Linked DNA regions of Homo sapiens: region 1 is linked to region 2. Evidence: chromatin loops called from intact Hi-C (ENCODE). Cell type or tissue: PC-3. All regions are shown on one strand. Each heading gives the region's core, and the rest is flanking DNA. Links, peaks and the distances in the headings are about the cores only. Region 1 overlaps DIRC3 (disrupted in renal carcinoma 3). Region 2 holds the start of DIRC3-AS1 (DIRC3 antisense RNA 1).

Region 1 (5,380 bases), core at 150-5,149, 84 kb after region 2:
TTCATCATCACCCACCTCTTAGTGAACATTTATTAAAAGCTTGTTGGATACTTGGCATCTTTTGAGTGCTTTACATACATTATTTCAGTCCTCACATCATCTTTCATGAGACAGGACTGTTATTAGCCATATCCTACAGGTCAGGAGAATGGGAGGAATTTCTCCTCACACTCTAAAAAGGGGTGGTAAAGAGAAGAAAACTAACCTTTTCCAAGGTCTAATTTTAGCCTCTACAAGTTAGAAAGCAAATGCTCAGAAGATTTCAGCTTCCATTTAGACTTCCCAATTTTTCCTTCCTCTCAAAGAATAAATGAATTAATGCTAATATATGGAAATTCCAAAGGAAGAGAGAAGAGGAAAGTGGCTTTTAGGAAAAAACAAAATTAGACTGGTTTCTGCAGTAAATTTGGGAAGATCCCGACTACAGTGATTTGAACCCTTGCTTGTGCTCCTGTCTTGGGATGTCTTTGCTTGTCTAGCTTCAGAAGACTTCTGGAAAACCCCCACCTATTCATGGAATGCTCTACTCTATCCCACCTTCATATACCTGAGACCCCTTAGGAAGGTATTCTCCTGAGTGAAACTCAGTGCACTTGAACCCTCTATGGGTGGTAGAGTGGGAGGGAAGGGGGCCTTGCAGGCAAGGCTTTGGGTCAATTTCTGCAAAGTGCTGCCAACAGCAACTATCCACTTAGCCTAACAGGGCCCAGGAGGGGTGATATTGAATCTCTGCTCTTTCCTGTACCTTGAGTTGTATTACAATAGGTCTGTTGAGCTTTCCTAGTAAGTATCCCACACCAGAGGGATGGTAGTTATGTCGTTTGATGCTGGAGGAAGGTGAGAAGGGAGAAAAAATAGTACTGTAAAAGCAAACTAGAAAAATTAGAACTGGGAAATTTCTACAAGGGAAACATAAAATATCATTAAATCAATTTAGATTCTTCTGGGAAGAGGTGTATTTGAGGGGGTGGATCGGGATGCTAATAAACAGTGCATACTGGAAGTTTCCAAAGGAGCAGAAACCAGACTCCTTCCAAGGACTGGGGTGATGCATTTAGAGAAATAACACCCTGGGATTGTCATAGGCAGCCCTGCCATATTCACAGCGAGGCATAGTGCCAGAATCCATGTATTTTCAAATCAATTCTCAAATCCTCTGAATTATCAAGCATTTTATTTGCCTTTAGAGTAGACTCGCTTTATACACCATAAACATTTCATTCAGGCATTAAGTTCTGGGCTCTGCCTCTCGTTTACTTAGCCCTACTCCTGCAAAGGCAGCTGACTTTCTGTCCACTTTCTTTGACTGAGCCTAGTGCAGTTAAGATAGGATCTCCAGTTGCTTGGAGCTAACAACATCTTTTTATATATTACTTACCCTTTAATTCCTGCTGAGGTTTCAATGCAGATGCCCTGATGCTATAGGCACAATAATGTCCTCAGAGATGGCTTCATCCCCGAACCTGTGACTGTTACCTTACACATCAAAAGGACTTTGTAGCTGTGTTTAAGGATCTTGAGATGAAGAGGATTACCCTAGATTATCCAGATGGGCCCAATGTAATCACAAAAATCCCCAAAAGATGGAAGAGTAAAGCAGAAGAGACAGAGAAGGTAATGTGATGATTTTTTTCACAGAGGTCAAGCTTCACCTCCTCGGAGAAGCCTATCTTGTCTTTCCTTGTGAAATCAGTTGTCTTATTTGTAGCCTCTTTGCATTATCTACCACAATCACCACCACAACTGTGGGATGAGTGTGTGATTATTCTATTAATGTCTGTGTCCTTCACTAACTCATGAAGGCAGGGACTGAGCCAGATTTTGCTTCCTTCTGAATTCCCAGCACACAGCAGGTACTCAATAAATATTTGTTGAATAAATGAGCAAATGAAAGGGTGAGCAGAATCTAACCCCCCTACGGTTCTGAGTATTCTTTAGTGTGGGTGGAAACACAGCAGTCCATGAGGCACCCCACTGACCGGTTCTTTGCTTCTTGTTTTTGTATCTTGCTCAGACCAGAATATTTATCTTTACATATGGTCTTAATACATTTCTGCTGAGAGAACAGCAGTATCTGTGACTCCAATCAATGGCTCAAGGAGTTTGCAAGGATGGAAATTTTCCTTTTTCTATGTTATGATTTGTATTCAGATTATTCTGATTTAACTCTTGACCCAGCAGCCCCACCGGTGTACAATGATCTCTGTTGTTAGACTGGAGATCTCCCGCAGCTTTTCTCTTCTCTGAGTGTGAAAGACCATCCACTTATTCAAAGACCAAGATCCAGAGCCCAGTTTTGCAATACCCCAGGGGGATCCCATTTTCAAATAATCAGAACAAACTCTATTGAAAATCACTTCAACCTTAGTGCACCCCTGCATTTATTTTTAAAGGAAGTTGTGAGTGAAGTTACAAAAAATAAACAAGAGCAGTAAATACTAAAATGGCAGCTACACTTGATCCAGACAGTTATTGCATACCAACTACGAGTGAAGCCCTGAAATAAGGTTGGGAGGCACTGTCTTTTGTTGGCACACTCTTATTTCCCTTATGTCTCTGAGCACAAGTTCACTTTGACCCTCACAACTTGCCTGGGAGAGCGACAAGGTATTAATCTCTTTAAGTGCTGAAGTCACAGGTAATTACTCACTCTGTTTATCTGGGTGCTTCATCTTTGTCTTCCTGTGCTCCTCATGCTGTCTGACACATAGTAGGCCTGGAGGCGTATTTTTGAAGGAACAAATGAATGCCTGGCTTCTTTCTAAAGGGAGATTTTTAAATTGATTTGCCCAACATTACTCAGTAAGCAAAGGGCCTTCGATGTGCAGCCTGCTGACCTAATCCCAAGTCCAGCATTCCTTCCTCTCTGCTGTCCATGAAAGAACTCCTAGGCAGGAAGGATGAGGGACAGTGGGGACACACACCATATGAATGTCAGGTATATGACGGGAAGTTTAAGTATAATCAGACAAGGAAAAGTAGCACAGAAGAAAGCAAGCTTTGAGTTTACCCAGTCAAACAGCAGGAAGAATGTAGCTGGACAATAAAGACAAATAATCCAGCAGTGATGCCTGGAACCTTCCCCTTTCCCCAGCTGTAGGCCCCAAAACCAAGTGAGTCAGGCACACCGCTGACATGGCAGCCAGTCCAACCGGGGCATTTCATAGCCCTCGGGATGTTTAAAGAAGCAAAACACTCGGAGGATATGAATTCCTGCCCCATTAAAGAAAGTTTATTTTACAATATTTAACATTTCTTTATTAAAGGTGAACAGGCAGGATATAAGCTCTATAAACTTTCCAAGGAGAAGACATTGCTGGCATTCCAAGTGAAGAAATCATTGCCCTGTAGGAGAACCAAGGCTTGCCTATTTCACTTTACAGGTGCCACACATGGCATATTTTTCTTACAGGATTGTAATGCAGATGGATGAGCTTTTGGACATTAAAATTGTAACTGGATTTTTCTTGCCACCTCATTACTGTGCCATTTAAGGAAGAAGCTCATGGTTAATTCTCAGGGTAGGCTTGCCCAAAGCATCCCTTGTATTATGGGCAGGGCCTTGTCCTCAAATTGTACTACATAAGATGTCAGCTGGGGCCTCCCTGCCCTTCAGAGATAAGCCTTCCTCCAAGATTTCAGGGCCTGGGGTATGAGTGCCAATGGAGGTTGTTGATCAAGCCCCCTTCTCTTCCCACCTGACTCTATCAGCACCAGGACCAGCTCACAAGTAGGAATGTGGACATATGAGGGTCCGGACACTCAATTTCTATCCACATCCCCACAAACAAAGCTCCTCGGTGGAGTGGTCCACCATCCGGAGGAAGAACCTAGGTGAGAGTCCTGCACAGGCCTAGAAAGCCAGATTGGAACCATCTGGACAGGGGATGCCAATGGCCCATGAACCTGGCAGGGCATGAGTTCCAGATGCACACACCACCAGACTGAGCACATTCCTAACCCCATGGAAAGGGACATCCTGAGGACAGCCAGAGAGAAGCCCTCTGAGGTACTTGGCCCAAGTTGCCTGGATCTGGGCTTGTGCTAATCATGTTTAGGTAAAGTTGATTTAAACTCCCCACAAAGTCCAAAGCTCCTGTGTAACATCTGTCATTGTCTTGGGGCTTGCGTCCTAACAGTCTTCTCCCCTGGTTCACCTCTGGCTGCGTCCTACTTGCTTCACTCCACACCAACCCAAACTTGAAATGTCACTGCTTCACAATTTCTTAGAAAAAAAAATTCTCATACCTAGCATTTTATTTTTAGTTCACTCTACTGAAGACTTGGATGTTGAAAAGCTCCTTTTATCTCTGCATCCTTCTCTCTCCAAGGAATGAAGAAAATCCCATTTCTATTGTCATAGAAAGAGTCTAGAGACCATCTTTTAGGGTCTGAATTTTTTGTTGGGATCTTACTCTCCAAATAGAATGGTTTATCAAGGCTTAAGAAAGATTTTGGGAAGCAAAATGTTCTCCTTATTCACATATGTCCGATTGTGCACAAACACATACATCACTTCCACTCTCTTCTTGGTGGAAGAGAAACTAATACAAGGAGTCAGCGGATGCATACTAATGGTGGAACAATAGGCTAAAGTTCCCTGGGCTACATATTCGTTTGTCCTAAGTCCTGGTTGTTGAGTCTTCTTCATTTTGAGATCTGGGCTGGAGGAGAAATCCCTCCCTGGAACACACTGCCCTTGCAAAAGAAGGAAATGAGCTGTGTAACCTGATGATGTTTTTGAAAGTTTCTGCTCAGATGTAGCCCACGTAACTTTTGCTCACTTTCCATTGGCAAATGCAAGTCATATAGCAAAAGCCGATCTATGGGATGTGTGTGTATAATTCTCTTAAATACATGGAGGTTAACTGAGTGGGGACAGTAATGGTACAATACCCATCGAATAGTAACCTCCTTATCATCCTTCAAGAAGCAGCTAAAAATGTCATCTCTTCAGTATCATTCCATGGAAACATCTATCTCCCTGTTCTGTTCTACAGCATTACAACATTGAGACTTTCAGGACAATGTGCTGATTCCCCTACTACTTAGTGAGCCCTTTGAGGGCAGTGATAGTCTCTTATTTTATTCTATCTTCCCGTTACTTAGAACAGTCCCTGGAGCCTAGTACATTGTGCTATTATTGCTTACTTAGGGGAAAAAAAGGTGGTGCAATAATGCATGGAATCAGTCTTGAAATCCAAGGAATATTAAGAGAAAGTTATAAAGGAGGAGATGGAGAAAGACCAAAAACTGACTTTTGCACTTTTAAGTTGAGCTGTGTGTGTGTATATATATAATAGATATACAAGAAATATAGATGAGGCAGCTGCATTTATAAGCCTAAAGTTTTGGAGACATTTTCAGGGTGGATATATAA
Region 2 (5,380 bases), core at 300-5,299:
ATGCCAAAAGGGCCATTGGCAGGAGAGTGTTCAGGACCAAAGAGCTGAAAACAAATGTAAAGAGGCATAAGTATATTAGGGCAGAAAAGGTGGTTCTGGAAGGGTTGCCAAACCCATCCTGATATATATTGTTTTCTTAAGGGCCCAGGAGCTGGGGAGTCTTCAAAAAACAAAGGTAGACATAGATGGAATGTGCAACAGTGAATCAAAAACCATGTAAAACTGACCTACCTGAGGACATAATTTTTTGTTCTCTTCTTACCCTCATATGCTGTTACAAAGAAGAGGACTGGAGGGTTTGAATGGTGTCTTCCAAACAAGACATCCTTGTCTTTGAAATATTAAATGCTAATAAAATTGGCACTTGATATGGCCTGGAATTGAGATAAAGAAAATGGGTAGGCCAGGCATGGTGGCTCATGCCTGTAATCCCAGCACTTTGGGAGGCCAAGGCAGGGAGATCTTGAGGTCAGGAGATCGAGACCATCCTGACCAACATGGTGAAACCCTGTCTCTACTAAAAATACAAAAATTAGCTGGGCGTGGTGGCACATGCCTGTAATTCCAGCTACTCAGGAGGCTGAGGCAGGAGAATCACTTGAACCAGGGAGTCAGAGGTTGCAGTGAGCTGAGATCGTGCCACTGTACTCCAGTCTGGGGACAGAGCGAGACTCTATCTCAAAAAAAAAAAAAAAAAAGAAAGAAAGAAAATAGGTTAAAGTAACATGAATAAGAACCTTTTTCATAGAAAGGATTGGAAAGGTGAGAATGAGTTTCTGAAGGACTACGTGGAGTTTCTCTTCCTGGAGCCACCTTATGGCAGTCTGTTGTGCCCAGGAGTAAGGCCTTCCTGGCACCTGTGAATCCAACTTGGCATTTCTGCCTCCTGGAACCCCAACAGAGTCTTGGAGGCAGGCTTCTGGCCCGGCATTTCCACTACGTGCTTGCATGCATCTTTGTTTCGAAGGGAGGATTGGTGGGTGGGGTGCTGTAGTCTGGGAGACAGTGGGTGGTAAGAGTTTCCAGGAGGACAGAGACAGACTGATTGGCCCAGCTAGTTAGGGTGCATGGTGTTAATGAGGCCAGGTCATATCCCGGTCTCCCACCACACCCAGCCAGCAGTCTCCTTTCAGGGGTCACAAATTTCACTCTTCCCCAGAAAGGAAGCGCCAAGGGAGAGGGTGGGGATAACTCCATGCAAAACCATCTTCTCTGCTGAAAGAAGAATCCTGCTGGTGGATGGTTCTTGGCCTCTTCCTTACATATATCATCTCTCATTCATTCAGGACATGAACACATAGGACACTGCATCCGTTAGTTTTGGCTGGTTAACAACCTTCCCCAAAAACTGATGGGTTAAATCAATCACTGTTTATTTAATTGACAATCCTTTGGGTCAGCTGAGTAGTTCTTCTGGTTTAGGACTTCTCAACTGATCATTCCCCCACTTGCTTATGCATTTGCAGACAGCTGGAGAGTCTGCAGGGGGCTGGATGACTTAGGATGGTCCCACTCACACAGTCTAGCAATTGCTTAGTTGTCAGTCAGGGTAATGTGGGACATAGGACTTTGTGTCTCTTATTCTCCAGTAAGCCAGCTTAACTTTCTTCCCATGCTTTGGTGGCAGAAGACCTAAGGGCAGCAAGAGAAGGCAAACTCCCATGCATATTGGCCTCTAAAAGTTACAAAAATAGGCCAGCGGCGGTGGCTCATGCCTGTAATCCCAGCACTTTGGGAGGCCGAGGCAGGCGGGATCATGAGGTCAAGAGATGGAGACCACCCTGGCCAACATGGTGAAACCCCATCTCTACTAAAAATACAAAAACTAGCTGGGCGTGGTGGCAGGCACCTGTAGTCCCAGCTACTCGGGAGGCTGAGGCAGGAGAATCACTTGAACCTCGGAGTCGGAGGTTGCAGTGAGCTGAGTTTGCACCACTGCACTCCAGCCTGGCAACAGAGTGAGACTCCATGTCAAACAAAACAAAACAAAACAAACTTACAAAAATATTGGCTTAGACTTATTCTAGAAACAGAAGTGATAAGATGGTATTAATACATTTTACACAAATGGTGGTTATTTTAATGCAGATGCTATACTCAATGCTTTACACATATTATCTCATTTAATCTCATGAGGTAGGCTGTAAGCATCTGGTCCAAATTCACTCTGCTATAAAGTGGAAGAGCCAATATTCAAACTCCAAACTTAAACCACTATCACACACAATCACAACTCATAAATTTTAGGAATTGCATGCCTGTTCCAACCATGACACCATTGTTCAAAACTCCACCTAAATTCCTGTTGTCAAATCCACAGAGTCTTGGCAACACAGAGGCCACTGGACAGAGGCATAACCTTGCGTGGCAGCTGCACGGGAATTGGATTTGGCTCAGGTGTTTCAGATGACTAAGGTGAGTGATCAAGCTATATATTTTTGGATGACAACCAAAGTGTAATGAGAAAGAAAGATGATTCAGTTGTGTAGATTGTAAAGTTTTGTGTACCATTTCATCTTTGTAGTATTGGAATTGGGATTTTTAGCTCTTGTTCATAGAGCCAATGCTGCTTAGTCTTTCTGAGACATCAGGCAAATTCTCTTTTTCCATGTTTCAGATTTCTCCTCTGTATAATAAGGGGCTTAGGTTCTACGGTTTCTAAAAGATCCTTCCAGTCCTAGAAATCTCTGATCCTACAATATATTACCCCTTAGAAATGATTATTTTAACGAAAAAGAATGTAAATTTCTCATCTTCAAAATAAAGACATGCCTTTTCCACTACCCCCACTCTCCCACTTTATGACATGGAGGAGATTGAGAAGATGCTGTTTAGTGACAGACCAGATTCCTTTGGAGACCAGGGAGTTGGGGGGAGTACAAATATCATATTCAGGACAGAAATTCAGACTTCAATGCTGCAAGTCTTGCCTCTCAACTCTCCATGCACTATCAATTTTATTATTTATCTACTGACTTTCCTGAGTAGGAAAGAGATCAGGTCAAGTAGCATACAATATCCTTCTTATTCCCCTGCGGATGTCTGAGGCTTCTTTCCCCTTTGGTCCAATCTGATTTGTATGTCTTCTGGGTTAATACCCCCAGAGTGCTCTAGGCTGCTTTCTGCCTAAATGTCACATAAATCAAAGTGTGTAATCTTGCAAGGGTGAGGAGTGGTGGAGAGTCAGCCAGGATCGAGATGCTAAGGACAGACTGAGCCATCCCATTTCCCCACTTCCCAGACCTTGTTCTTGCCCTCCTGCAAAGCCTTAGGAAGGCCTCATGGGGGGAGCTTGAACTCATTCCCACGCACTCCTGATGGTTCCAGCTACTCAACCTTTTACTAAATGGCTCTGCACAGCTGTTTCTAGTTACGTGTCTATTTACGTTGTTGGTGTACGTGTGCTTGTGTACCATGTGTGCATCTTATCCCCTCAGTTCCCCAGCTACCCGAGGCCTCCAGTGAATCCACATGATGTCATTTGGAATCCCAAGTGGAGGCAATCACAAAGCAACATAATGTTCAAATTCAGCAAGCATTTACAAAGGTTGTATGCATCTTCTTTGTCATTCATAAAGGCAAGGGAAGTTAGAATTCAGGAAATAAGATGCAAAGACTCATGAATGTCTTCAGATTCCAAAAGAGTAAATTTTACTATTGGAGTACAGTTAGATTGTAATCCTCTTGAAACAGATACTTTTTCCTTTCTTAATCACCTAGATGACAAATGTAAGACTTACCCCTGACTTGGTCCATTGATTTGTTCATTCACTAATTCAACAACATTTACTAAGTTTCTCCATGTACACTGGACTGCTCAAAGCTCTATAGGAGATACAGTAATGTGCTTTGCTGCCTCTGAATGGAGCAGTGTCCCTCCCAGCCTATGGGCATGGCTAAATTTTAGAAGGATTCTTCTGCTTGTCTTCAACTTCAAAGATCAGCCTGAACACGGAGTGAAATCACCAGTGTTCCTGGCAGGAAGAGACCCTGTTCCACACCCAACACATCATCCTAATAGTAGGCTTTTGACACAGTCCTATTAAATAATGAAGCATGTCTCTGTCTAAGTTTATATAATCAGTACTTCATAATTCAGAAACTTTGCCTCTCAGAGGTCGATCAGCAAGCTCAGTGAGTTCCTATAAACCAGTTTGAAAGGAATTACTGTCTGGAGGCATACTCCCCATTCTGCCTGCCATGGTTGCCAAATGGTGGCTTTTCTAATTTTTTCATTCCTTTCTGCATTTATTAATTGACTTTCTAATATAAGGAAGAGCTTTCTTTTCCTCCTACTCATTTAGTTAAATCAGATTTTTCTGATTTAACTAATAGGCTATAATCCTTTATTATTACAAATTTATTTTGATGTCCACGATGTCCCAGAGTTGGCCAGTAGAAGCGCCCACAATCTGGCTTCCGTATCCTTTTGAAATGTCTCCATCATTCTTTGGGAACATTCTTAATTTCTGAAAAAAAAAAATATATTTCAGGTTCATCTTTTACTTTCTCTCCCTTAGCTACAGAATCAGTCATTTTTTTTTCAAAGAGCCCTAATTCCTTTTAGTAGAGAATAGTATTTAAAAACCAAGATCGGGAAGCCAGGTGGTCTCGCTGCACTGCAATTCCTTGGTTTTAGGCCCTCTAAGAATACACAGCTAGGAAATAGATTTATGTACACACACACACACACACACACACACACACACCTGCATCCACATACATCTCAATATTTATATCCACATAGGTCGATCTCTTTTTGTAGCTATCTAGATAGTATATGCCATGAGTTCTCACTGAAAGCTCCAATTCCAATCCAACACCACTGAAGTGTTGCTAACATTTCCCCTCACCATGTTTGTAACTACCTTCTCTTATAAGGTGAACACTGGCTGCCATCTTCTATAATATATTTACTTATTTGCTCAATACTAGAATTCACACAGAATAGTTTCAGAATTGCTATCCTGTGCCTCTATGAAAAGCAAGCCTCCCTCCACAGAACCAATGATTGTTTAGAATTTTATTCTTTGGCCCGAGCACATCTTGTCAAAGAATACATGAGTTAGTTAGTTCTTTCTTTAGCATCAGGTTAGTTTTTCTTTAGCACCAGCCTTATTTCCCCTCTTCAACATCGCTTTGAGACATGCCCTGAATCTTTGTTTTAGCCATCTCCAAAATAAGCTAAAGCCTCATTTTTGGTGCTCTGGTGCTGCTGCTGGAGCCAACACATGTCTCTCTGGAACACCAAGTAAATATTCAATGCATGTTTGCTCACTCCGCCTTCCTGTGAAGCTAATCCAACAAATAGATGACAGAAATATCTTCATTTCCACAAATGCACTTGTGAGCTTATAATAAGAGTCTTATCTCCCAGGGC

What was found. Hi-C counts contacts between places; a loop is a spot of excess contacts. Peaks named below come from ENCODE experiments on the same cell type or tissue, not always from the same donor. Only the 100,000 strongest peaks of a DNase experiment are listed, where the experiment ranks them.
Region 1: it touches region 2 in a loop (6-fold over the local background); 2 of 110 quality-filtered maps call a loop at or near these places.

What each region holds. Positions count from the first base shown.
Region 1 is chr2:217,364,482-217,369,861 of GRCh38, forward strand. The region is part of intron 8 of DIRC3 (disrupted in renal carcinoma 3); the gene reads right to left. Among named protein-coding and RNA genes, the nearest start is that of DIRC3-AS1, 84 kb to the left of the region's middle. In PC-3, for the core only: no CTCF peak of the experiment used is centred there; DNase peaks (open chromatin) are centred at 2,680 and 3,210; H3K27ac peaks cover 3,019 bases.
Region 2 is chr2:217,280,395-217,285,774 of GRCh38, forward strand. DIRC3-AS1 (DIRC3 antisense RNA 1) reads left to right here and starts at 2,339. Exons shown (of 6, transcript NR_133642.1): 1 at 2,339-2,415. It overlaps DIRC3 (disrupted in renal carcinoma 3), which reads right to left. Exons shown (of 13, transcript NR_186301.1): 13 at 3,625-4,469. In PC-3, for the core only: no CTCF peak of the experiment used is centred there; a DNase peak (open chromatin) is centred at 2,357; H3K27ac peaks cover 2,055 bases.